Regions from separate parts of the Homo sapiens genome. Here regions 2 and 3 are each linked to region 1. A link is a loop called in an ENCODE intact Hi-C map of the cell type or tissue named here. Cell type or tissue: heart right ventricle. All regions are shown on one strand. Each heading gives the region's core, and the rest is flanking DNA. Links, peaks and the distances in the headings are about the cores only. Region 1 overlaps ASRGL1 (asparaginase and isoaspartyl peptidase 1). Region 2 overlaps BSCL2 (BSCL2 lipid droplet biogenesis associated, seipin). Region 3 has its middle 19 kb from the start of SCGB1D1.

What was found. Hi-C counts contacts between places; a loop is a spot of excess contacts. Peaks named below come from ENCODE experiments on the same cell type or tissue, not always from the same donor. Only the 100,000 strongest peaks of a DNase experiment are listed, where the experiment ranks them.
Region 2: it touches region 1 in a loop (6-fold over the local background); 82 of 110 quality-filtered maps call a loop at or near these places.
Region 3: a loop joins it to region 1, with 6 times the contacts of the local background. A loop is called at or near these places in 36 of 110 quality-filtered maps.

What each region holds. Positions count from the first base shown.
Region 1 is chr11:62,376,331-62,386,910 of GRCh38, forward strand. All of the region lies in intron 4 of ASRGL1 (asparaginase and isoaspartyl peptidase 1), which reads left to right. Among named protein-coding and RNA genes, the nearest start is that of SCGB1A1, 37 kb to the right of the region's middle. RefSeq lists enhancers at 5,815-6,380, 6,381-6,946. In heart right ventricle, for the core only: CTCF peaks have their summits at 4,600 (motif pointing right) and 4,809; a DNase peak (open chromatin) is centred at 4,651; H3K4me3 peaks cover 505 bases.
Region 2 is chr11:62,692,566-62,697,565 of GRCh38, forward strand. It overlaps BSCL2 (BSCL2 lipid droplet biogenesis associated, seipin), which reads right to left. Exons shown (of 11, transcript NM_001122955.4): 4 at 2,003-2,146; 5 at 98-232. It overlaps HNRNPUL2-BSCL2 (HNRNPUL2-BSCL2 readthrough (NMD candidate)), which reads right to left. Exons shown (of 24, transcript NR_037946.1): 17 at 2,003-2,146; 18 at 98-232. Among named protein-coding and RNA genes, the nearest start is that of LRRN4CL, 5.5 kb to the left of the region's middle. In heart right ventricle, for the core only: a CTCF peak has its summit at 2,321 (motif pointing left); a DNase peak (open chromatin) is centred at 2,316; H3K27ac peaks cover 851 bases.
Region 3 is chr11:62,166,104-62,176,683 of GRCh38, forward strand. It overlaps the pseudogene EEF1DP8. Among named protein-coding and RNA genes, the nearest start is that of SCGB1D1, 19 kb to the right of the region's middle. RefSeq lists a silencer at 9,328-9,507. In heart right ventricle, for the core only: a CTCF peak has its summit at 5,275 (motif pointing right); DNase peaks (open chromatin) are centred at 3,478 and 5,278; H3K27ac peaks cover 2,646 bases; H3K27me3 peaks cover 1,302 bases.

The DNA of each region.
Region 1 (10,580 bases), core at 2,589-7,588:
CTCCGCGGAGGCGCTTTTTTTTGCATCTCCGATGGGTTCATTGCAGAACGTTAAATGTCTAGTGGGTATCCAAACAGGAAGCTGATTTTCTCCTAGTGAAACAAGCAAAACCTTTCCCCCACGTTACCACCTTCCCTATTTCCCATGTCTTATTTTTGTTGTCTTTCCACCAAATCAGTTTTCCTTCATGTGGGCTGTTCTTTTTACCAGTAAGATGTTCTGCAGAAGTAGTAGTCTGATTTCTATAAATGTTTAAAAAATTTAAAGTATAGAGTGCTAGATTAAGTTGCATCTGAGGAGTGGTACACTCCTTACTGTCTCCCCCTTCGTTTTGTTTAACTAATTGAGTTTTGAGTGGTCTATTAGTTCTTTCAACTATGGCCTGTCCTTGGGAATTATAGGGAATTCCTGTTGTATGTGTAATTTTCCACGGATTTAAGAATTTTTGGAAAGCTTTACTACAATATCCTGGTCCATTGTCAGTTTTGATTTTTTCTGGAACTCCCATTACAGCAAAACAAGACAATAAATGTTTTTTAACATGGGAAGTACTTTCTCCTGTTTGGCAAGCTGCCCATATGAAATGTGAATAAGTATCAACTGTTACATGAACATATGATAATCTTCCAAATGAAGGTACATGCGTGACATCCATTTGCCATAACACATTAGGACATAGACCTCTGGGATTAACTCCTGCCTCTTGAGTGGGCAGGTGTAGGACTTGACACTGGGTGCAATGTTGTACAATATTTTTTGCCTGTTTCCATGTGACGTCAAATTTGTTTTTTAATCCTGCTGCATTTATATGAGTCAAAGCATGAAGTTCTTGTGCTTTTATGAATGCAGATGGTACCAGTAAGTCAGCTTGTTCATTTGCTTTAGTTAAAGGCCCTGGTAAATTAGTGTGTGCCCAAATATGAGTAATGTAAAATGGGAAATTTCTGTTTCTTACAGTTTGTTGTAATAAATTGAACAGCTGGTTTAACTGATCATCCATGCTATATTTAATTAGAGCTGTCTCAACATCCCTTGTAGCCTGTACTACATATGCAGAATCTGATACAATATTAATAGGTTGATTAAAATCTTGTAACACTGTAAAGACTGCAACCAACTCAGCTCTTTGAGCCGATTGATAATGAGTTTTGATTACTTGCTCTTTTGGCCCTATGTAAGCTGCCTTTCCATTGCTGGAACCATCAGTAAACACCGTCAGAGCATTTTCTAAAGGTTCATGTCTCGTAATTTTAGGTAAAATCCAAGTAGTCAATTTTAAGAACTGGACGATTTTTGTTTTGGGGTAATGATTATCAGTAATTCCCACAAAATCAGTAAGACCAATCTGCCATGCACCAGAATTGATAAAGGCTTGTCTAACTCGTTCCTTGTTTAAAGGAACAACTATTTTGTCTGGGTCATTTCCACACAATTTTATTATTCGTAATTTTGCCTGACCAATTAATGTAACTATTTGATCCAAGTACAATGTAAAAGTCTTAATTGTACTGTGAGGAAGGAATGACCACTCCACAAGATCAGTATTTTGAACATTGATGCCTGCTGGAGAATGTGCAGTAGCAAAAATCAAAAGTTGGAGTGGGGCTAAGGGATCTATTCTATTTATTTGTGCTGGTTGAATTTTTTCTTCCACTAATTTAATTTTTTTTGTTGCCTCTGGAGTGAATATTCTTTTACTATTTAAATCTGGGTCTCCTCTTAAGATAGAGAACAAATTTGACGTGACATAAGTAGGAATGCCTAGAGTTGGCCGAATCCAATTAATATCTCCTAGCAATTTTTGAAAGTCATTTAATGTTTTTAATGTGTCTTTTCTTATTTCTATTTTTTGTAGCTTAATTTTTCTATATTCTATTTGCATCCCTAAGTAATGAAAAGGAGTAGAGGTTTGAATCTTATCAGATGCTATTGCCAGTCCAGCATTGGCAACCTCTGCTTGCAGAAATGTATAACAGTTAATTAATTTGTCTCTCATTTCTGCAGCACATAAAATATCATCAACATAGTGAATGATATAACAGTCTGAAAACTTGTCTCTAACTGGTTGAAGAGCTTGACAAATAGTTGGACTATTAAGCATTCCCTGAGGTAACACTTTCCACTGAAATCTGGTGGCTGGTTCTTTATTATTTATGGCTGGTATAGTAAAGGCAAATTTTTCATAATCCTGCTCCGCCAGAGGGATGGTAAAAAAGCAGTCCTTCAGATCAATTATAATTAAAGGCCAGTCTTTTGGGATCATGGCCAGAGAGGGCAACCCGGGTTGGAGAGGCCCCATGGGTTGAATTACGGCATTTACGGCTCTTAAGTCAGTTAACTTATGCCATCTGCCGGATTTTTTTTGAATTACAAACACAGGAGAATTCCAAGGCGAGAACGAAGGCTCAATATGTCCCTTTTCTAATTGTTCCTTTGCTAATAAATGTAAAGCCTCCAGTTTTTGTTTTGGTAGCGGCCACTGATTTACCCATACCGGTTTTTCTGTTTTCCAAGTTAATGGAATGGGTTTAGGAGGCTCTACAGTGGCCACCCCTAAAAAGGATACCCTATTCCTTTTCTTTCTTGATTTCTCTCAGTCTCAAGTGGAACTTTAATGCCATTTTCATTTTTTCCTAGTCCCTTTCCTGGTATATATCCCATATTAGTCATGATTTTTTGACTCCTGAGGCTGTATAATGGAGCAGGCATAGTGATTTCTGCACCCCATTGTTGTAATAAATCTCAACCCCACAGATGAAGTAATCATTGGTTGAAGTAATCATTGAAGTAATCATTGGTTGAACAGTACTTTCTTGATTATCCGGCCCTAAACAATGTAATAGTACTTTGATACACTTCTGAGGAGTGCCTACGCCGACAAGTCCTGTAACAGCCTTTCATTTAGGCCAATTTTTTGGCCACTGGTTTAAAGCAATGATAGAGACATCTGCTCCAGTGTCTACCAACCCTTCAAACTGTTTTCCTTGAATAATGGCCTTACACACAGGTCTGCTCTCTGAGAACTGACTTGCCCAATATGCAGCCTTTCCTGCCGGATCAGTGCTTCCAAACCCTCCTTTCTATTTATCTCACTGTTTCCAACCTTAATATAAGGCAGGAGTAACAACTGAGCAATCCTGTCTCCTGGACTGGCACTGCAAGGAATTGAGGAGCTAATAACCAATTGAATTTCACCTTTGTAGTCTGAATCAACCACACCAGTATGAATTTGAACTCCCTTTAGATTTAGACTTGATCTTCCTAAGATTAGTCCTACAGTCCCCTCAGGCAGGGGGCCATATACCCCTGTGGGAATTTTTTGTGGGGGCTCCCCTGAAAGCAGAGAGACTGCTTGTATAGTACATAAATCTACTGCTACACTGCCGCTTGTGGCAGGGGACAATTGTTGTATTGTGGTAACTGGCTCATTCCCTGAGGCACTTGTGACAGTGGGGGTTGTTGTCCCTGAAAACCCTGAGGAACAAAGGGCTGAACTGGGAATGCCCCAGTTTGTTGCAGGGCCTGAGGCTGGCCCCTTTGCTGTTTCCTGACAATAGTTGCCCATTTCTATCAAATTTAGAATTTGATAGAATTCTAATAGTGTTTTTCTTTTTTACATCTTGGACATAAGTCGGGTGGCTCTTTATCTGTTGTTGTTGTAGTAGCTTGAATAGTTATATTTTGTTTTTTTGAGGCTGGGCAATTCTTTTTTAGATGACCAATTTGACCACAATTATAACATTTTCCCCCAAATGTTCTAACTTGTCCTCCTAAAGCAACTCCCATTATTGCTTGAGCCATAAGCATAGTTTTATGCATAGCTCCTCCAATTCCATCATAGGCTTTTACGTACTCTGAGATTACATCTGATCCTGTGGGAACCTTCCCTTTTAATGGCTTAGTGGCTGATTGACACTCAGGATTGGCGTTTCCATATGCCATCAACTCCACTATGACCTTACGGGCATTTTCATCGGTAATTGACTTTTGAGCAGCATCTCGGAGCCTTGCCACAAAATCAGGGTAGGGCTTTTTAGAGCCTTGTCTTATTGTATTGAATGAGGGGCAGGTGGTTCCTGGGTCTTGGATTTTTTTCCCAGGCCCTAAGGCAGATAGCTCTAACTTGCTCAATGGCCTCATTTTGCATTATTGCTTGTTGATTAGTAGTGCTCCAATTTTGACCTTTTCCTAATAGTTGATCTGCATCTATGTTAACTGGAGGATTGGCAGCCCTATTACTTCAGACCTGTTCTTGTGCCCCATCAATCCACCAACTCTTAAATTGTAAAAATTGAGACAGTGAGAGTGATGATTTGGCCAAAATCTCCCAATCATAAGGAATGAGTCTATGTCCATGAGCAGTGGAACCTAATAATGTTCTCATATAAGGGGAGTTGGGTCCATACTGTTTTACTCCCTCTTTCATATCTTTTAACATTTTTATAGAAAAGGACTCATATCTGGCCCCAACTAGGGTAGGCGCTCCTTCTTGGGCCCCTTCTCCAGGTGGCATCGGTACTGGGAATTGCCACGCCTCAATATCTCCTTGTTTCCTTGCCTTATCAATAATTTTATGTAATGCACTACCTTGTCCACTAGGTGGTGCTGTAGGATAAAGTCTTATAGTGGGCGGCTGAGGCTATAGCGCCCTGCCCTGTGGTGCTGGAAACACTCCTGGCTGTCCATACTGATTTTCTGGGGGCGGCCGATACTGAAGTTCGGCTGGCGGCCAGTATTGATAGGCTACTGGCGGTTGGGTCTTATTTTCTACCGGCTGATATTGTGGATACTGTATTTGGATTGGCGTTGCCATGACAGAGACTCTCTATTTGATATTCTCTTGGGGTTTGTACTTGTCTAACCTGCATTTGAGGTTGTAATGTTACAGGCATCTGAACCGCTGGAAGAGGAGTTGGCCATCATGGTTTAGACTCTGATGGCCCCGCTAATTCTGGACCTTTTTCTTCTAATTCTAATGCTTCAGGATATATTACCTCCTGTAATTGATTGTAGTCAACATTTTGCATTGACCGAGCCATTACAGACTCTGCTACATATTTACAATGTGAACTTTTGAACTTTCCATTCCTTTCTGGGATTCTATCCCTGCCTATTCTTCACAATCTATTACACAGCTTTCAGGGGCATCAGCAACTGAAACGCTATCTTCTCCTGTTTGAAACAGTTCTAAATTAGCTGCTTTAATAATGGCCCAATCATTCCATACGGTAAGTGGGATGATTTTACCCTTCCTACTTGCTTGTTTTAATTCTTTGCCAATTTTTTCCCAATCTTTTAGATCTAAAGTTCCCTGTTCTAGAAACCATGGGCAGAATTGTTCTACTGTTTGAAATAGCGTGATTAGATTTTTTTGTAGAGACTCTAACTCCCCCCTTTTTAAAAGAATTTTAATAAAGCTGAGATAAGAGGCATATTTACTTTCAGTTTGCCCCATTGTTACCCTAGGTTCTTCCGAGGGCACAAGCTTACCACAAGACTGACTGTAGACGTACTCGGGAATCTCTCATCAACTTGTTCTCAATGACCACGCTCTAGCTCACCTTCACCCTAGAGAAAAGCACCCACGTTGGGCACCAGATGAAGGGGTGGCCAGCCCCTCTACACCTGTGGGCGTTTCTCATCAGGTGGGACGAGAGACTGAGAAAAGAAATAAGAGGCTGGGTGCGGTGGGTCACGCCTGTAATCCCCGCACTTTGGGAGGCCGAGGCCGGTGGATCACGAGGTCAGGAGATCGAGACCATCCTGGCTAACAGGGTGAAACCCCATCTCTACTAAAAATACAAAAAATTAGCCGGGCCCAGTGGCGGGTGCCTGTAGTCCCAGCTACTCAGGAGGCTGAGGCAGGAGAGACAGAGACAACGTATAGAGAAAAAAAAGTGGGCCCAGGGGACCGGTGCTCAGCATACGGAGGACCCCCACCGGCAACAGTCTCTGAGTTCCCTCAGTATTTACTGATCATTATCTCTACCATCTGGAGAGGGGGATGTGGCAGGACAATAAGTTAATAGAGAGGAGAGGGTCAGCAGGAAAACATGTGAACAAATGTCTCTGTGTCATAAATAAGGAAAGGTGCTATGCCTTGATGTGCATGTATACAAACATTAAAGAGCAGTATTGTCGCTAGCACCTCTCACCTCCAGCCCTAAGGCTGTTTTCTCCTATCTCAGTAAATAGAACATACAATCGGGTTTTAAACCCAGACATTCTATTGCCCAGGGACAAGCAGGAGACAGATGCCTTCCTCTTATCACAACTGCAAAGAGGCCTTCCTCTTTTACTAATGCTCCTCAGCACAGACCCTTTACGGGTGGGGTGTCGGGCTGGGGGACAGTGTCGGGCTGGGGGACGGTCAGGTCTTTCCCTTCCCACAAGGCCATATCTCAGGCTATCACATGGGGAGAAACCTTGGACAATACCTGGCTTTCCTAGGCAGAGGTCCCTGCAGCCTTCCGCAGTGTATTGTGTCCCTGGGTACTTGAAATTAGAGAATGGTAATGACTTTTAACAAGCATACTGCCTTCAAGCACTTTTTTAACAAAGCACAGCCTGCATAGCCCTAAATCCATTAAACCTTGAGTCAACACAGCACGTCTCTGCGACACAGGGTTGGGGTAGGGTTACAGATTAACAGCATCTCAAGGCAGAAGAATTTTTCTTAGTACAGAACAAAATAGAGTCTCTTATGTCTACTTCTTTCTACATAGACACAGTAACAGCCTGATCTCTTTCGTTTCCCCACAAATCCATATAGTATTTGAGTGTGATAATGTAAAAATCAGTATTCATTTCTAAATCTAAGTACTGCTTTGAGAATTTTGTTGGTAATTCCAGTTGCTGCTGCTTCAGCAGAAGGAAGCTTCTCCAAATTAAAATAAATTAAAAACTTGCTAAAAACTATGTTGACTCAAGAAAGCTTGTCTTTTGCCATTTTGTCAATAGAAGTCACGTTAAGTATAAGAACATCATCAGGGGCCGGGCGCGGTGGCTCACGCATGTAATCCCAGCACTTTGGGAGGCCGAGGCGGGCGGATCACGAGGTCAGGAGATCGAGACCATCCCGGCTAAAACGGTGAAACCCCGTCTCTACTAACAATACAAAAAATTAGCCGGGCGTAGTGGCGGGCGCCTGTAGTCCCAGCTACTCGGGAGGCTGAGGCAGGAGAATGGCGTGAACCCAGGAGGCGGAGCTTGCAGTGAGCCGAGATCCCGCCACTGCACTCCAGCCTGGGCGACAGAGCGAGACTCCTACTCAAAAAAAAAAAAAAAAAAAAAAAAAAGAACATCATCAGGCCAGGCTTGGTGGCTCACGCCTGTAATCCCAGCACTTTGGGAGGCCAAGGTGGGTGGACTGCCTGAGCTCAGGAGTTCATGACCAGCCTGGGCAACATGGTGAAACCCCATCTCTACTAAAAAATACAAAAAATTAGCCAGGCTTGGCAGTGTGCACCTGTAGTCCCAGCTTCTCAGGAGGCTGAGGCAGGAGAACTGCTAGAACCCAGTTGCAGTGAGCCGAAATCACACCACTGCACTCCAGCCTGGGCGACAGGGCAAGAGTTGGTCTCAAAAAAAAAAAAAAAATCAGTACTCCCTGGAATGAAGCCAAGAAAAAATATTTTAATGGAATAAATACATAACTTATTAAATGCATCTGTGTGTGTGCATGTGTGTGTGTGCACGTGTGTGCGTGTGTGTGTGTGTGTGTTTGCCATTCATCTGCCATCACCAGCCGATTAACAAATGACCCTGGTATGCACAATAATAACTAAGTTAAGTCATCATTGGTAGTTTGTCAGCTTGCAGTGAGCCAAGATCACACCCCTGCACTCCAGCCTGGGCAACAGTGCAAGACTCCGTCTCAAAAACAAAAAAAAGTCCGGGCGCAGTGGCTCACACCTTTAATCCCAGCACTTTGGGAGGCCAAGGCAGGCAGATCATGAGGTCAGGAGTTCAAGACCAGCCTGGCCAAGATGGTGAAACTTCATCTCTACTAAGAATACAGAAAAATTAGCTGGGTGTGGTGGTACACGCCTGTAATCTCAGCTGTTTGGGAGGCTGAAGCAGAGAATTCCTTAAACCCGGGAGGCAGAGGCTGCTGTGAGCTGAGATGGCGCCACTGCATTTCAGCTTGGGCAAAAGAGCAAGACTCCATCTCAAAAAAATTTAAAAAGTAGATTTTAGGTACTCTTACCACAAAAAAATAAAGAAAGGTAATTGTGAGATGATAGGTATGTTATTCTAGTTGACTGTAATCATAATTTCACTATGTATATCAAAACATTCATGGCTGGGTGTGGTGGCTTATGCCTGTAATCCTAGAACTTTGGGAGGCCAAGACAGGCAGACTGCCCGAGCTCAGGAGTTGAAGACCACCCTGGGGCCAACATGGTGAAACCCCGTCTCTACTGAAAGACAAAAAATTAGCCGGGAGTGGTGGTGCATGCCCATAATCCCAGCTACTCAGGAGGCTGAGGCAGGAGAATCACTTGAACCTGGGAGATGGAAGTTGCAGTGAGCCGAGATCACACGACTGCACTCCAGCCTGCGCCACAGAGCAAGACTGTCTCAAAAAAAAAAAAAAAGTTCACCTTATATACAGTGAAACATATATACAAGAAAAATACCGATTTTTCAAGATACATTTACCACAGTAACAGGATAGAACATACTTATAACTTCCCAATATTAAATATATGGTATGTGGGCCTCCAGTTGTATTTGTATTGTTGCCATGGCCCCTTGCAAATGTTAGAGGTGGGCCTGCCACCAGCAGGGACTGGGAGAACCCTCCTTCCTTATCTAACAGGTAAAGGGTAACACTGTTACTTTAATTTGCTCTTCCCTTTCCCTGACAGTGAGTTTGAGCATTTTACATTTGTTTATGGGTTTTTCCTTTTTACAAATTTGCCTAGTTTTGTCCTACACTCATTTTTTCCTTTGAATTATTTTTTCCCTTTCTTATCAGTCTCATTGTTTTTTCTTTTACATTTTTAACGTTCTTTATAGATAGATGGGATTTCTCTATGTTGCTCAGGCTGGCCTTGAGCTCCTGGGCTCAAGTGATCCTCCTACCTCTTCCTCTTGAGTAGCAGGAACTACAGGCACAAGCCACTGTACCTGGCTCTTATGAGCCTTAAGGTTATGTTCTGCTGTAAATAAAATTTTAAAAAATCCCAAATCTGCTGTTTTTATTTTGCTTTTGCTATGGTATTTTTGCCACATAAAAGATTTTAGGGCCAGGCGTGGTGCCTCACGCCTGTAATCCCAGCAGCTTGGGTGGCTGAGGCGGGTGGATCACTTGAGCCCAGGAGTTTGAGACCAGCCTGACCAACATGGTGAAACCCCGTCTCTACTAAAAATACAAAATTAGTCGGGCATGGTGGTGCATGCCTGTAATCCCAGCTACTTGGGAGTCTGAGGCAGGAGAATCACTTGTACCCAGTAGGTGGAGATTGCAGTGAGCCAAGATCACGCCATTGCACTCCAGCATGGGCAACAAGAGCAAAACTCCATCTCAAAAATGAAATAAAATAGGCCGGGTGCAGTGGCTTACGCCTGTAATTCCTGCACTTTGGGAGGCTGAGGTGGGTGGATCACAAGGTCAGGAGTTCGAGACCAGCCTGGCCAACATAGTGAAACCCCATCTCTACTAAAAATACAAAAATTAGCTGGGCATGGTGACACACGCCTGTAGTCCCAGGTACTCGGGAGGCTTAGGCAGGAGAATAGCTTGAACCCATGAGGCAGAGGTTGCAGTGAGCCAATATCACGCCACTGCCCTCCAACCTGGGCAACAGAGTGAGACTCCATCTCAAAAATAAATAAAAGTAAAATAAAAAAAGATTTTAAATTTTTTCTGGCAGGTGGATTACTTGAGGTCAGGAGTTTGAGACTGTAACCAGTTTAGGGTTACAGTAGCTCCCCTTATCTGCGGTTTCACTTTCTGTGCTTTCAGTTACCCACACTCAACTGCGGTCTGATGTTTTGAGAAAGAGACCACATTCACATAACTTTTACTATAGTATATTGTTATAATTGTATTATTTTATTATTGTTAATCTCTTACTGTGCCTAATTTATCAATTAAACTTTATCATAGATATGTACATATCATACATATCATAGATATGTACATATATATGTACATATATAGATATGTATAGGGGGAAAGATAGTGTTTATAGAGGTCAGCGCTAGCTGAGGTTTCAGGCATCCACTGAGGGTCTTGGAACGTATCCCCTGCAAATAAGGGGGGACTACTGTTTTACACCTACTGCTGCTGTGAACACTTGAGAATGCGCTTATGGTAAACACCTGTCCATATTTCTGATGGACAGATACACAGGTGTATAATTGCTGAGTCATGGAATGTGCATATCATCAGTTTCAGTAGATACTGTGAAATGCTTTTCCAAAGATGTTGGTACAATTGACACTAACAGCAGTACTGAATGAGAGTTCCACTTCCTGCACATCCTTGCCAGGTTTGATGTGCCTCTTCATTTTAGCCATTCTACTGGAGGGCAGGTGGAGTGGAAAGAATGATTTTTTTTTTTTTTTCT
Region 2 (5,000 bases), core at 1-5,000, 310 kb after region 1:
GTTGTGATGTCTCCTGAGCCTGGAGGCTTCTCAGGTAGAATCCTGGGCTAATGGGAGGGGCTATCTCCTAGTCATAAAGCTCGTTCACCTCACTCACCGAGTTCTCTCTATAGTCTGCGTAGAGTTCCACCTCCAGCAGCTGCTTCTGCTCTGCAAAGCCAAATAGCAGGAGGCTAGAGAAGACCAGTGTGTCCAGCATCTGGAGCAGGTCTGAGCGGTAATGCAGCATCACCTGCCGGGGGTGGGAAGCAGAGGCTGGGGACAGGTGCATGCCAGATCCCCATGACCCTACCTACCCCTCAACCACCCCTGAGTAGTCTATGAAGGCGGCTTCTTCCTCAGGTCCCTGGCTGCCTCACCTTCACTTCCTACCCCTCAGTCTCATCCAACCATTCCAATTGCTTGAGTACCTCTCTCCCTACTCAACCACACTCTATTATAGAGCAAAGGCCCCTCCTTCCAAGAAACCTTCCTAGATTAAGCCCAGCACTGTCTCTGATCTGCCTTTCCCACCAAGTAGTTCTGTAATCCAGTATGGGATCTAAGTCCCAGCGCACCATCTGAAGCTTTCCCCCCATCATGTAGACATCAGGAATTTGCTTCATGATGAGGTTGTGTTGTTAATTAATGGAAGAATGGAGTCTTAACATTTATTAGGCCAGGTGCGGTGGCTCACACCTGTACTTGCAGCACTTTGGGAGGCTGAGGTGGTTGAATCATTTGAGATCAGGAGTTCGAGACCAGCCTGGTCAACATGGTGAAACCCCACCTCCACTAAAAATACAAAAATTAGCCAGGTGTAGTGGTGAGCACCTGTAGTCCCAGCTACTTGAGAGGCTGAGGCAGGAGAATCGCTTGAACCCAGGAGGTGAAGGTTGCCGTGAGCCGAGATCACGCCACTGCACTCCAGCCTGGGCGACAGAGCAAGATCTCTGTCTCAAAAACAAAAAAACATTAAACAGCCACTATGTGCTAATGGGAATTTTACATTTCCCCATTGAATCCAAACTAGTCTTGCTATGAGGCAGTTACTATTATACCCATTTTATAATACTTTATACCCAAGAAGTTAAGTCAGGTGACCCACAGCTAGCTTGTTTCTGAATGAGGACACAAGCCCATGTCTGTCTGGCTCTAAAGCCTGTTTTCTGAGAGCAGCTCCACTCTTCACACTTAATCCCAAAGCTGGGCATGCTCCTGAGATACCTGGGGTGTTTGGCAAAGGTTTCTGGTTTTGTAAGCTGATTCCTTTCTCTTTTTTTTTTTAAGACAAAGTTTTGCTCTTGTTGCCCAGGCTGGAATGCAGTGGCGCGATCTTGGCTCACCACAACCTCTGCCTCCCGGGTTCAAGCAATTCTCCTGCCTCAGCTTCCTGAGTAGCTGGGATTACAAGCATGCACCACCATGCCCAGCTAATTTTGTATTTTTAGTAGAGACGGGATTTCTCCATGTTGGTCAGGCTGGTCTCGAACTCTGGACCTCAGGTGATCTACCCGCCTCGGCCTCCCAGAGTGTTGGGATTACAGGCATGAGCCACTGCGCCCGGCCTTGATTCCCTTCTTTATCCTGATGTGTCTGTGACCTCAAAGCCAAGGGTGTTTTCTCCTGAGGAATCCCTACCCAGACATTCTTTTTTTTTTTTTTTTTTTTTTTTTTTTGAGACGGTCTTGCTCTGTTGCCCAGGAGGGAGAATAGTGGTGCAATCTTGGCTCACTGCAGACTCAACCTCCCAGGTTTAAGCGATCCTCCCACCTCAGCCTCTAGAGTAGCTGGGACTACAGCCGTGAGCCACCATGCCCAGCTAATTTTTAAACTTTTTTTGTAGAGATGGGTTTCGCCATGTTGCCCAGGCCAGTCTTGAACTCCTGGGCTCAAGCGATCTGCCTGCCTCGGCCTCCCAAACTGCTGGGATTATAGGCCTGAGCCACCACACCCAGCCCCCTACCCATTCTGATCCTGCCATCTTCCTCCACACCTTCTCAGACAGGCCACCAACACTTACCGAACGCGAAGAAGTGGAGATGATTCGGCCACCTCTGGTGTAGCAGGAAATGGTGACCAAGAACATGCCCAAATCTTGATTCACAGGGGACTCTGGCAGCTCAAGCTCTAAGGTAACACGATACGGCTGTCCATACATCAGCACCTGCCAAAGGTAGCCCCCATTTCTTTAAAAAAATTTTTTTGTTGAAAATGTACTGTCTCTATTCCACCTCCCTCTTAGCCCCCGCAACGCCCCCAAATACTCAGCCACAACCCTCTTGGGTAGCCTAACGGGCCTTTCAATCTGTCATCCCAAGAAGGTGCTGCCCCCTTCTGGTGGCTAGAGCCTCTCACGTCCAGTTCTTGGGTATCCTGTTGGCTCTCCTGAATCAGACTGGCTACCCTGTTCCCAGAAAGGCTGTGTCACGTTTCTTTTCCAAAAGTGAACCATCATGTTGCCAACTGGGCCATCTGTGACTCTGGCCTATGGGCCGGTGAGGCTGTCCCCAGGGCCCAGCCTGTCCTCTCTTACATTATTAATCAAGCACTGACAGTGCTCAGTCTCCCCAGCCAGCTCTGGCACAGTCATCCTCGCTCCAGATCATCTTTCTGCCATTCTAGCTCCCTTATCTTGGTTCTGTTGGTAGCGCCCCAAGACTCAGAGTAGGAAGGCTTCTTCACAGGGATCACCCTCAAGAGGTTAAAGATTTGCCACCAAACATGCCCTAGTTTTTCCTATTTCTATATTCTTCTAGCCCCTTTATTGATTCATATCTGGCAACAAGGCCCTCACACAGTAGTATATAAAAATTACAGGAGTGAGGGTAAAGCTTCTGTTTTTAATTAGAGGTAATGGGTTAAAAAAAAAAAAAAAGGTTAGCCAGGTGCAGTGAGTCATGCCTGTAATCCCAGCACTTTGGGAGGCCAAGGCAGGTGGATCACCTGAGGTCAGGAGTTCGAGACCAGCCTGGCCAACATGGTGAAACCCCCCGTCTCTATTAAAAATACAAAAATTAGATGGACGTGGTGGCAGGCGCCTGTAATCTCAGCCACTCAGGAGGCTGAGGCAGGAGAATCGCTTGAACCCTGGAGGCGGAGATTGCAGTGAGCCGAGAGCGCGCCATTGCACTGCAGCCTGGGCGACAAGAGCAAAACTCTGTCTCAAAAAAAAAAAAAAAAAAAAAAAAAATTTGGAAAATACTTCCCTAGCCCATAGTGAACTACCTCCAAAACATGGGTTCAGCCTTGGGGGTGCTTTCAGTGTTTATCACTAAGGCAATGGTTGACACCACTGATAGGGGCCTTTTTTTGTACCTTCTTATTGCCAGTCAGAACTATCTGTTGGCCGGGCGCGGTTGGCTCATGCCTGTAATCCCAGCACTTTGGGAGGCTGAGACGAGTGTATCACAAGGTCAGGAGTTCAAGACCAGCCTGGCCAAGATGGTGAAACTCTGTCTCTACTAAAAATACAAAAATTAGCCGGGCGTGGTAGCAGGCACCTGTAATCCCAGCTACTCGGAGGCTGAGGCAGAGAGCTGCTTGAACCCGAGAGGCGGAGGTTGCAGTGAGCTGAGATCGTGCCACTGTACTCCAGCCTGGGTGACAGAGCAAGATTCTGTCTCAAAACAAACAAACAAACAAAAAACTATCTGTTGAAGAAAATGGATTCCATGAGATTCCTACCCCCCTGTAGAGACCAGATGATTAAGCCAGTTGCTTCATAAACTTTTTGTGTGTGTGTGTGTGTGTGTGTGTGTGTGTGTGTGAAGACAAGGTCTTGCTCTGTCACAGGCTGGAAGGCAGTGGCATGATCATGGCTCACTGTGCCTGGAACTTCTGGGCTCAATCTATCCTCCTGCCTCTGCCTCCTAAGTACCTGGGACCATACGGACTATAGGCACATGCAACCACATGCAACTAAAAATTTTTTTTTTTTTTTGGAGAGACAGGGGTCTTGCTTTGTTGCTCAGCCTATGAATTCTTCCCCTCAACCACTCCCCCAGTCTATTAATTCTTTTCTTTTTTGAGACAGGATCTCGCTCTTGTCACAAAGGCTGGAGTGCAGTGGTGTGATCACAGCTCACTGGCAGCCTCAACCTCCTGGGCTCAGTTGATCTTCCTGTCTCAGCCTCCTGAGTAGCTGGAACTACAGGCATGTGCCACCACACCCAGCTAATTTTTTATTTTTTTGTAGAGACGGGGTCTCATTATGCTGCCCAAGCTGGTCTTGAACTGCTGGACTCAAGCAATCCTGCCTTGGCCTCCCAAAGTGCTGGGATTATAGGTGTGAGCCACTGCCCTTGGCCCAAATTCTTTGAAACATTAAAATAGGTAGTTCTCTTAGCCAGGTGTGGTGGTGCATGCCTGCAGTCCCAGCTGCTGAGGAGACTGAGGCAGGAGGATCCCTTGAGCCCAGGAGTTTGAGGCTACAATGAGCTATGATTGGGCCACTGCACTCCAACCGGGGTGACAGAATGAGACCCCAATTCAAAAAAAAAAAAATTAATCTCCTCCAAAGGGATCCACAGAATTTAATACTAAAACCTTGTGAATAAATCCATGCCGGCCGGGCGCGGTGGCTCATGCCTGTAATCCCAGCACTTTGGGAGGCCAAGGCGGGCAGAAGACGAGGTCAGGAGATCGAGACCATCCTGGCTAACACGGTGAAACCCTGTCTCTACTGAAAATACAAAAAAATTAGCCGGGCATGGTGGTGGGCGCCTGTAGTCCCAGCTACTTGGGAGGCTGAGGCAGGAGAATGGCGTGAACCCGGGAGGCGGAGCTTGCAGTGAGCCGAGATCATGTCACTGCACTCCAGCCTGGGCAACTCCGTCTCAAAAAAAAAAAAAAAAAAAAATTCCATGCCTTTGTCCACAATTGCCTGCTTGATGGGCAGATTCTCCCCCTTCTCTAACATTCCCATGTAATATTCACCCTTCCTTAAAAGATCCGCTTTGGGCCCGGCACAGTGGCTCATGCCTGTAATCCCAGCACTTTGGGAGGCCAAGGCAGGTAGA
Region 3 (10,580 bases), core at 2,258-7,257, 210 kb before region 1:
GGTAGGAGGGCAGGGCTGGGAATTACAACAGGGACCTCCCCTAATTGTCCGCCACCTGCCTGGAGTCACTTAGCAAAAAATAAAAATAATAAAAATCTGTGTTTGGCCCTGATGTGGACTCTACAGCTCCTTTTGCCACTCCCTGTGTCAGGGCCAAGGAGATGGGGTTTGTTGTCCAGCTCTGTCTAACCACTTCCCGGGGAATAGTCTGGGAATATGGATGACAACCTTTAATCGCAAAGTGCCTACTGTGTGTGAGGCACTGGGCGAGTTGAGTTGCGTTGGCCATAACCTTCAATCGCATTTGCTGATTGAGGGGTGATATTATCTTCATCTTCATTTTAAGTCTCTGGAAAGTGACACTCAAAGAGTTAAAGCAACCTCAAGCCCAAGGTTGTGTGGAGTGTGCAGTCGGGCAGGAAGCTCCACTGGACTTCGAAGGTGTTGCTCTAAGGCAAGCCTGCTACGACGCATGTCAAGACATCAGAAATGTTAAGAGGCTTCCCTCCATTGCCTCTTGTTGGCCAAAAGCACCCAGACTTTTCTGATGCCAGTGGGGACTTCCCAGTCCTTGCCCTGGCAAAGTAGGGCCCTCTCCCAGACTGCTATTTCCCACCCGGGGTTTCTGGTCCCTGGCCGCAGGACGTGGGATCTGGTATCACTGATGGAGCTGTACAGATGACATGTCCCAGAAGTGCAGGGAATTGAAGTTCATGGGGTGAACTTTGGCCAATGGGAAACAGGAGGCAGGAGGGGTCTGGGCAGGTGAATTCTGCCAGCTTTGTCTCTGATGCTGGACCCCGGCATTGTTTCTCCTTGCCGCCTATGTGGAGAAATCCCACCTGCTGAGCAAACGACTGTGTCTCTTGATGCCTAGGTGTAAAATAACCATCACTTCACATTTTCTTCATATCTGTCCTGTCTCACTTCCCTTTTGTCAGGTTCCTGTGAGGCCAGGGGAGATCTGGTGGGACAGGGAGAACAGCAGGGGTACACAGGGTCCTGGGGTTTGGCAGAGAAAGGGAGTGGCCAAAGGAGCTGTAGAGTACGTGAGGGTCAAACACAGAGTTGTATTATTTTTACTTTTTGCTAAGCACCTCTAGGCAGCTGGGGGACTTTCGGGGCTCTGTAACTTTGGATATTGGGAACTTTACTGGTCAGGCCCTAATGACCAGATTCTCATACCTGAGCTGCACATTGATAAGGCACAGTGAAGTGGATATCCCGCCCTTTGGGCCTCCAGGCCAGTTCCTCTTGGGAACTGCCCAGGACTCTCGTTCTGCCCAGGACTGAGCCCTGACTCAGGATGTCACTGTTAGAGAGAAGGGCAGAGAGGGGCTCACTACCGTTGACTGTTGCTGTTTTCTGCTTAGCTGGCTGGATATCCACCTCCTCTTTGAACTTCTTCAGACCCTCAAAATCAGCACCCTTGAAATCAGGGTCCTTGAAATCAGGAGTCTCAACACTGGGAGAGGACCCAAAAGGACCAGTAGCAGCTGGGAAGTCAGCTCTGGAGCCCTCAAAGAAGCTTTGCTTGACTCAACTACCTTTTTGCACATGGAGGTGGGAAGAAAAGAGTTAGGCACATTTATCATGATGGGGGAATGGCCATTGTGCCTTGTCCAGGGAACAATGCACACAGAGCATGAGCCCACCTGTGCAGCAAGATGCTGATATCCAGGTATCTGTGTCTGGATGGATGGGAAAAGACTTGACCCCATGAGCCCAGCAAGTTAACACTGGTTGTATATGGGTGACTTCTATGGGCTTTTCTTTATTTCCCCAAATTTATTTTATTTATTTATTTAGAGACAGGGTTTCACTTCAGTTGCCCAGGCGGGAATGCAGGGGCATGATCACGGCTCGTTGTGGCCTCAACCTCCCAGGCTCAAGCAATCTTCCTGCCTCATTTTTTTGATTTTTTGTAGAGATGAGGTCTCACTATGTCACTGAGGCTGGTCTCCAACCCCTGGGCTCAAGTGATCCCCCTGCCTCAGCTTCCCAAAGTGCTGGGATTACAGGCATGAGCCATTGCACCCAACCCTGTATTTCCCAAAATTTCTAAAGAATGGCGGGCACAGTTTGAGACCAGCCTGAGTGACATAACAAGACCCTGTCTGTATTTATTAAAACAAACAAAATAATAAAGTCTCCAAGACACACAGGCTTGCCTAATAACTTTAATTTGTTTGGAAAAGCCCTGCCCTCTAAGTGAAAAGCTGTCACATGAAAAAAATATTGCCATTACTTTGTTCAATTCTTTTATTGCAGTAAAATACACAAAACATGAAAATTACCATCTTAATCGTTTTTTTAAATAATTTTAAAATGTATATATCAGTGGTATTAAATACATTTTGTAATTTTGTGCAACCATTACTGCCATCTATCTCCAGAGTGCTTTTCATCTTGCAAAACTGAAAAGTTATACCCATTAAACAATAATTTCCTATTCCTCCCTCCCCCGTCCCCTGGCAATCACCATTCTACTCTCTGTTTCTATGATTTTGACTATTTTACATACATATAAGTGGAATCATACGTTATTTGTCTTTTTTTATGTAACTGACTTATTGCACTTAACATGTCTTCAAGATTTATTCATGTTGTAGCATGTAGTTTTCCTTCCTTTTTAAGGCTAGATAATATTCCCTTGTATGTATGTACTATATTTTGATTATTCATGTGTCTGTTGATGGACACTTGGGTTGCTTCTGTGTTTTATTGTGAATAATGCTGCTGTGAACATGGATGTACAAATCTTTTTTTGAGACTCTGCTTTCAATTATTTTGTGTATACCCTGAAGGGGAATTGCTGGATCATGTGGTAACTCTATTTTTACTCTATTTCTGGCCTTTCTATTTTATTCCATTGGTCTACATGGCTGTCTTTATGCCAGTACCACATTGTTTTGATTACTGTCACTTTGTAGCAAGTTCTCCAGCTTTGTTCCGTCTTTTCAAGATTGCTTTCACTATTTGGGGTTCCTTGATATTCCATATGGATTTTATAATTGTTTTTTCTATTTCTGGAAAAACCATTTTTGGGATTTTGATAGGGATTGCATTGAATCTTTGGGTAGTATTGACATCTTAACAACATTAAGTCTTCTGTTCTCTTGCCTCAGGCGTCCCACGTCCACCGATTCCTCCTCCCTCGTTGCTGAGTCCTTGGCTGGCATCAGAAAAATGGCTACAAACTTCTCAGTATATGAGAAGATCTGGTTTGACAAGTTCAAATATGACATTGCAGAAAGGAGATTGTACGAGCAAATGAACGGGCCTGTGGCCAGCACCTCCCGCCAGAAGAATGGCGCCAGCGTGATCCTCCATGACATTGCGAGAGCCAGAGAGAACATCCAGAAATCCCTGGCCAGAAGCTCAGGCCCCAGGGTCTCCAGCGGCCCCAACGGAGAACACAGCGAGCTTGTTGTCCTGATCGCCAGTCTGGAAGTGGAGAACCAGAGGCTGAGCAGCGTGGTGCAGGAGCTGCAGCAGGCCATGTCCAGGCTGGAGGCCCAGCTGAACGTGCTGGAGAAGAGCTCTGCTGGCCACCGGGCCACAGTCCCTCAGACCCAGCACGTGTCTCCCATGTGCCAAGTGGAGCCCTGGCCAAGAAGCCAACCACACCAGCAGAGGATGACAAGGGCAATGACATTGACCTTTTTGGCAGCAACAATGAGGAGGAGGACGAGGAGGCAGCACAGCTGCGGGAGGAATGGCTGCCATTTCCCCCAGTAATTAGAAAAGCCTTATTGTGAGGTTTTTGATACCTTTTTATAGTTTTATGTTGTCATCTTTGTTTTAAGGAATATGTGAAGTTGTTTCAAAATTGGGAACAAGAATTGTCACATTCTTTTGTTTTTTCTTCATATTTTCTCCATATTTTTCTTGTTTTCCTCTTTTGCCCTCCAGTCCTGGGAGGAAAGTAAGTGTCATGGGTGAGGACTTTCCACTTCCTGGACCATTGGAGTCTCTGGGACCATCCACAGTCCCTAAGCCTGGGAAAGTGCTCTGTTCTTTAGCATATTAAAAATGGCCCTAGCCTGTCCTTAAATGACTCTAGAGGGGTCATTCAAGTGCATGTTTGTATGTGGAAAGATGATTAATATGTCACATATGGCTTAAAGGAGCCAGCAGGATCTTGAGACACAGTAAAAATATCCCCCCGCCACCCTTCAGAGGTGGGGAATTTTGATTCCTCCCTGGTAAATCTCTGTCAAATTACTAATTATTGATCTCTGATAATTACCAATTATTGATCCCTAACTCATGACTGTCTCCTTTACAGCTGGTGAGCAAGCCACTGATTCTAGACTTTCATGACTTTCTGATGACTTCCTGATGACTTCCTACTGACCAAATGATAAACCGCTCAGAATTTCCTGTCTGCACTGTGTGGGATAGTGTCCCCTGAGCCACCTTCTTTCTCAAATTGCTGTTATATTGTCTTAATCCACAAGGAAGGTCTTGTGTGAACATATGTATACATCCAGAGTGTTCTGGTAGAATTATAGCTCCCCTTGCACTAAGGGGTGCCCGGGGCACTTACATGATGTGTACTTGTTGTTAACCACCGCTCCCCAGGGGCTGGATCTTATCCCCTGTGCATAATCAGAAGCAGTTTCCCTAGTCTTGGTTCACCTGGTTGCAGTTCTCACCCTCTTCCTAGGAGTCCACTCTGCTGAGTTCCCATCAGGTCTTCTTCTGCACTGACTCTATGCCAGGTAGCTGGAGGTTAGACTGTTCCTTCAGCCTAGGTACTTTCTTTCTTCACCTCTTCATCATGTCCTCCAAAAAGCCTCCTATGTATAGGTTGGTTTACGTGGCCATTTTTTTTTTCTTTCTTTCTTTCTTTTGTTTTGTTTTGTTTTTTTTGTTTGTTTGTTTTTTGAGACGGGGTCTGGCTCTATCACCCAGGCTGGAGTGCAGTGGTGCGATCTCGTCTCACTGCAACCTCTGCCTCCCAGGCTCAAGCGATTCTCCTGCCTCAGCCTCCAGAGTAGCTGGGATTATAGGCGCGCGCCATCAGGCCTGGCTAATTTTTGTATTTTTAGTAGAGACAGGGTTTCACCATGTTGGTCAGGCTGGTCTCGAACTCCTGACCTCGGTGATCCACCCGCCTCGGCCTCCCAAAGTGCTGGGATGACAGGCGTGAGCCACAGCGCCCGGCCCGTTTTATTCTTTTAATTACCAAAGGCTGGCCTGTAGTAGGAGATGTCTGATGAGTTTTTCTTAAATTGAACGCCAACAATAAGGTTTGAGCCTCAAGGTGGCGCCATTTCATGTAGAGTCTGGAATCTCTGAACACTTGAAATAGACCATCCGTCACTAGCAGGAGCCCTTGCGTTCCGTTCCTGGATGCCGTTCTCAAAGTGAACACAATGAAATACAAGTTTCACTCGTGTTTGCATAAGGTCAAAACAACTGACAGGGTCGTTTCTTCTTGAGAGGACTGTGCGTTATCCTAGCAGGTGTATATACTATTTATCTCGTCAGATTTCTTACCAAGGAGACAGAAGCTGAGAAGAAATGAGATTAGGGGTTGTCTATCAAGGACAGAGGGAAAGAAGGGGGTAGCTGCGACTGTGTTTGTGGTGTGTGGGATGAAAAGGAAGATTTGAAGGATAAAACTAGAAGGGAAGTGAAGATGACTCCAAAGTGCCTTATTTGGAGCGGGATGAGACTGACTGGATGGTTCATGTTAAAGGGATCGTCTCAGCACAGCTGAGGGTTTTTCACACATACTATTATTTAATTCTACTGACTTTCACGTAAAGAAAGTGTAGTCTTTATTTACTGAGACTTAAAAAGATTAAATGGCTTTTCCAAGCTCACACAGTCCATATAACCCAGAGATGGGAAAATATATCTGGACCCCAAATCCTTAATTTTACTTGTCTGCCTGCCCGCCTCTTCCCTGTTGAACCTGGGGAGGCATCAGGGCATCCTGTTAGTGGTGTCCCACAGATAGACAAATTTTACCCTGGATTACGAAAAGCTGGATTAGCTTTCTTACTTAAACAATACTGGGGCCGGGCGTGGTGGCTCATGTCTGTAATCCCAGCACTTTGGGAGGCTGAGGCAGGCAGATCATGAGGTCAGGAGATCGAGACCATCCTGGCCAGCATGGTGAAACCCCGTCTCTTCTAAAATACAAAAAGTAAATTAGCTGGGCACGATGGCGCCTGCCTGTAGTCCCAGCTACTCGGGAGACTGAGGCAGGGGAATCGGTTGAACCTGGGAGGCGGAGATTGCAGTGAGCCAAAATCACGCCACTGCACTGCAGCCTGGCAACAGAGCAAGACTCTGTCTGAAAACAAAACAAAACAAGAAATAATACTGGAACTTCTTTCCCTGCTGTTGCTCCAATTCCCTTCCCTGGATTATTTTCCTCTTTGTCACTACCACACATCTAGAAAGATTAGCATTTCTATTACAGAAGCAAATGTCAAAAGGAGATTTAGAGGGAGTTACAGTTGCTTAAAAAAAAAAAAACCCCTGCCCTTTGCCATCACAAGCCCATGATCGTCACAGTTATCTGTCAGTCAAGCACCTGACCGTAATGGAAGTCAACAAATAAAACGCATCACTTGAGACCGGATAAAGAACACAGGATGAGCATGAGTTTAATCCTTGTCCATCCTCTTTAGAAATCTGAAAAAAATAACAACTTAAAATGACAACAAAAGAACAAAGTGGCAAACTCTACAGTATAGTGGAAACAAGCAAGTGACAATATTTGATGAGAAATATTTAAGCTTTTCTGATGGATGGAGAGCAGATAGGATGAAATCTACAGAGAAATAAGATGAGAGGAAACTGAAGTTCAAACATGTGCTGGAGAAAAAACCTTCAGATAGAGGAGCTTTTGGAAAGAAAGAGGAAATTAGGTTTAAGATAGGTCTTGGATAATTATTGAAATTGAATACAGGCAGGATGAGAGTTGAAATACACAATGAGATGTGGACAGCGACCTCACACCACTTTGCTCTGTTCTTCTGCAATATATGTTTTTTTTCACATAATGTTTTTATTGTTCCCTTCAGTGCAAAGGACTATTGGGGAAGAAGGGTCTTCCCAGTGGGCAGCAGAAAACCGTGAGATTAAGCAAAAATAATTGCTATCAAGGATCCTAGGTGAGTATGAGTTCAGAAGTTTGCTGGTCCATTACAAGTCTTGGGGTTATTCAGTCTGCTTCTCTGTGCAGTTCTTCTAGAATTCTGTTAAAAAAAAAAAGCCATCAACTCATTATGGGTGCCAAAGGGGTAACCCCTTTTCCTTCTAGGCTAAATATGAAAAAAAATCTGATTTTCATCATCCTAAGTGGCACCTGTTTTTGCAGAGGATACCAACTGCCTCTTTTGGGTGGTCTCAGACTCCCCTTCTTTGGGTGGTACCTTTGATGTGGTTGTGCTTGACGTTCTCAAGTCTCTGGTTTTCAAGGTGGGACAGACTTACCATGAGATGCAGGTATCTCAAGCAAGGTCCAGCACGACTTACTAACTGCGGGGATGGTCAAGATAGGGTGTTAGGGCCTGGCTTACTTCGCTGCCAGGCAGTTCTTTCTCTGACATTCCTTTAGGTAAGATCAGTTCCCCAGGTAGAAGAGATGTATTGGAAGAGAGCCTCACGTTGGTGTCAGCCTTGACAGGAACTTAGGATGAAGGAGACTCCTTGACTGACTGATTGACTTCCTTCCTTCCTTCCTTCCTTCCTTCTTCTCTCTCTCTTTCTTTCTTTTTTTATTTTGAGACAAAGAATCACTCTGTTGCCCAGGCTGAAGTGCAGTGGCGCGATCTCAGCTCACTGCAACCTCTGCCTCCCGGGTTCAAGCGATTCTCGTGCCTCAGCTTCCCGAGTAGCTAGGATTACAGGTGCCTGCTACCCCACCCAGCTAATTTTTTTGTGTTTATAGTAGAGACGGGGTTTCACTATGTTGGCCAGGCTGGTCTCAAACTCCTGACCTCGTGATCCACCCGCCTTGGCCTCCCAAAGTGCTAGGATTGCAGGCGTGAGCCACCATGCCCGGCCAAAACTCCTTGACTTTCAAGAATCTGCTCTATTGCAGAGGAAAATTGCTGGACCTCTCCTGGGGCCATGATGATTTCACAGGAGCAGAGCCCCACAGCTGATTTGAACACATCCTGCATGTTCATCAAGACATTAGGAGGGTTTTAGGCCACATAAAGTCTGTTCACTATAGTTTATGTCACCTCTGTTTTGCCACTGAATTTGTATATAGCCTTGTCAGAGCTCTGGGGAGGGTGTGGGATATATGGTTGTAATTTGATGTCTGAGGCTTTGCATACCCGTTGGAAAATTCCGTAAAATGAGACCCTTGTTCTGAGTCTCTGTTGAATAGAATTGCCCCAAGGAGACTGTATTACTAAAGCAAATGGAATAAGCCCTCAACAATAAATGGAATTGGGTAAAGCTATACAGACATATCATTGCAACATCGATTGGAGTTTGAAGTTAATTCCAAATACAAAGTTATGGAATTGTATTGTATTACTGAGGTAAAAGGTATCACGATTAAAAAGTGCCTGCTTTCCAGAAGCTTCAGGCCATCCAGAGAACGTACTCTTTAGATCTGGGTTATGGATGTACTCCACTAATGGGAGATGATGTATGAAGTCAATTTAAAGGTGGATGAAGAAGGGTCCCCAAACTCTAGGTGGTGTCCCAAATGGTATCTGCACTGGTTTGCAGCATTATGAACAGCACAAGTAGGGTAGTGCAGCTGGGCACGGTGGCTCATGCCTGTAATCCCAGCACTTTAGGAGGCTGAGGTGGGCGGATTGCTTGAGGTCGGGAGTTCGAGACGAGCCTGCCCAATATGGTAAAAACCGATCGCTACTAAAAATACAAAAATTAGCCTGGCGTGGTGGCGTGTGCCTGTAATCCCAGCTACTTGGGAGGCTGAGGCACGAGAATTGCTCAAACCCGGGAGGTGGAGGTTGCAGTGAGCCGAGATTGAGATCGCACCACTGCACTCCAGCCTGGGCAACAGAGTAAGACTCTGTCTCAAAAACAAACAAACAAACAAATAAACAAAACAAATAGGGTAGTGCATACAGTGAGAAAATATTATTTTGGAAAATTCAAGAACAAACTAAGAATCTTTTCCTTTTCTTTTTTCTTTTTTTTTTGAGACGGACTCTTGCTCTGTTGCCTGGGCTGGAGTGCAGCAGCATGATCGTACCTCAGTGCATCCTTGAACTCCTGGGCTCAAGCAACTCTCCCACCTCAGCCTCCTGAGTAGATGGGCCTACAGGCAAGTGCCACCACACCTGTCTAAGTTAAAACTTTTTGTTTGTTTGTTTTTGCAGAGACAGGGTCTTGCCATATTGCCCAGGCTGGTCTCAAACTCTTGGGCTTAAGCGATCTGCCCCCTTCAACCTCCCAAAGAACTGGGATTACAGGCGTGAACTACTGCACCTGGCCCCAAACTAAGAATTTCTGATTTCTTTCCTTTATTCTTCTTCCTAGGGTATGACACAGGTAAAGGATTTAGACAGCACAGGACCAGTTGATCACGGCAAGATTTGGTGAATAAAGTGAAGGAAACGACTTCAGAGGTCCTTTTCCATATTGTGGGACTTACAACTCAGAACTTGCAGCAAGAATTCTGAGTATGTATGAGGTCTGCAAGGAGTTTGTGACATGTGATACATTGGTGACCTGGGTACCAGCAGAGATTCTTGAAGCTTTGACTAATGACCTGACATATGTATTTCAATTTTTGATAATCATTAAATAAATGAAGTAACATGTTAATATATCTCTTAATAAGCTGAGGGCTTAATGAAGCCCTTTTTGATTTTGTATATTCATGGATTATATTTTTTATTGCTAAAATGAGACAATTTTATTCATGTTTCTCATCTTCAAAGATGTAAAATCTGTAAATACTTGTTACATAAATGGGCAGATGGGAAAAGAATGACTATTGCGATAGTGATACCACTTGGTTCTCTGAATTCCTCTGAGCTATAGGCTAAAGATGACATAGTGATTTATCACTCAAAATTATTATTTTTAATTTTTAATTGACACCTAATACAAAAATGTGATGTTTTAATAAATGTATACATTGCATAATGATCAATCAGGGTAATTAACATATCCATCATCTCAAACATTTATCATTTCTTTGTGGTGAGAACATTCAAAATCTTCTCTTCTAGCTATTTTAAGATACCCAATATGTTATTATTAACTACAGTCGCCCACTGAGTGATAGGACATCAGAACTCATTTTTCCTAATTGTAACTTTGTACCTGTTGACCAACCGCTCTCCATCCTCTCTCTTCCATTCCGTACCCTCTCCAGTATCTGGTAACCACTGTTCTACTCTCTACTTCTATGAGATCAACATTTTTATTTTATTTATTTATTTATTTTTAAATTTTTTTGAAATGAAGTCTTGCTCTGTTGCCCAGGCTGGAGTGCAGTGGGGCAATCTGGGCTCACTGCAACCTCTGCCTCCTGGGTTCAAGCGATTCTCCTGCCTCAGCCTCCCGAGTAGCTGGGATTACAGGCACGTGTCACCAAGCCCGGCTAAGTTTTGTAT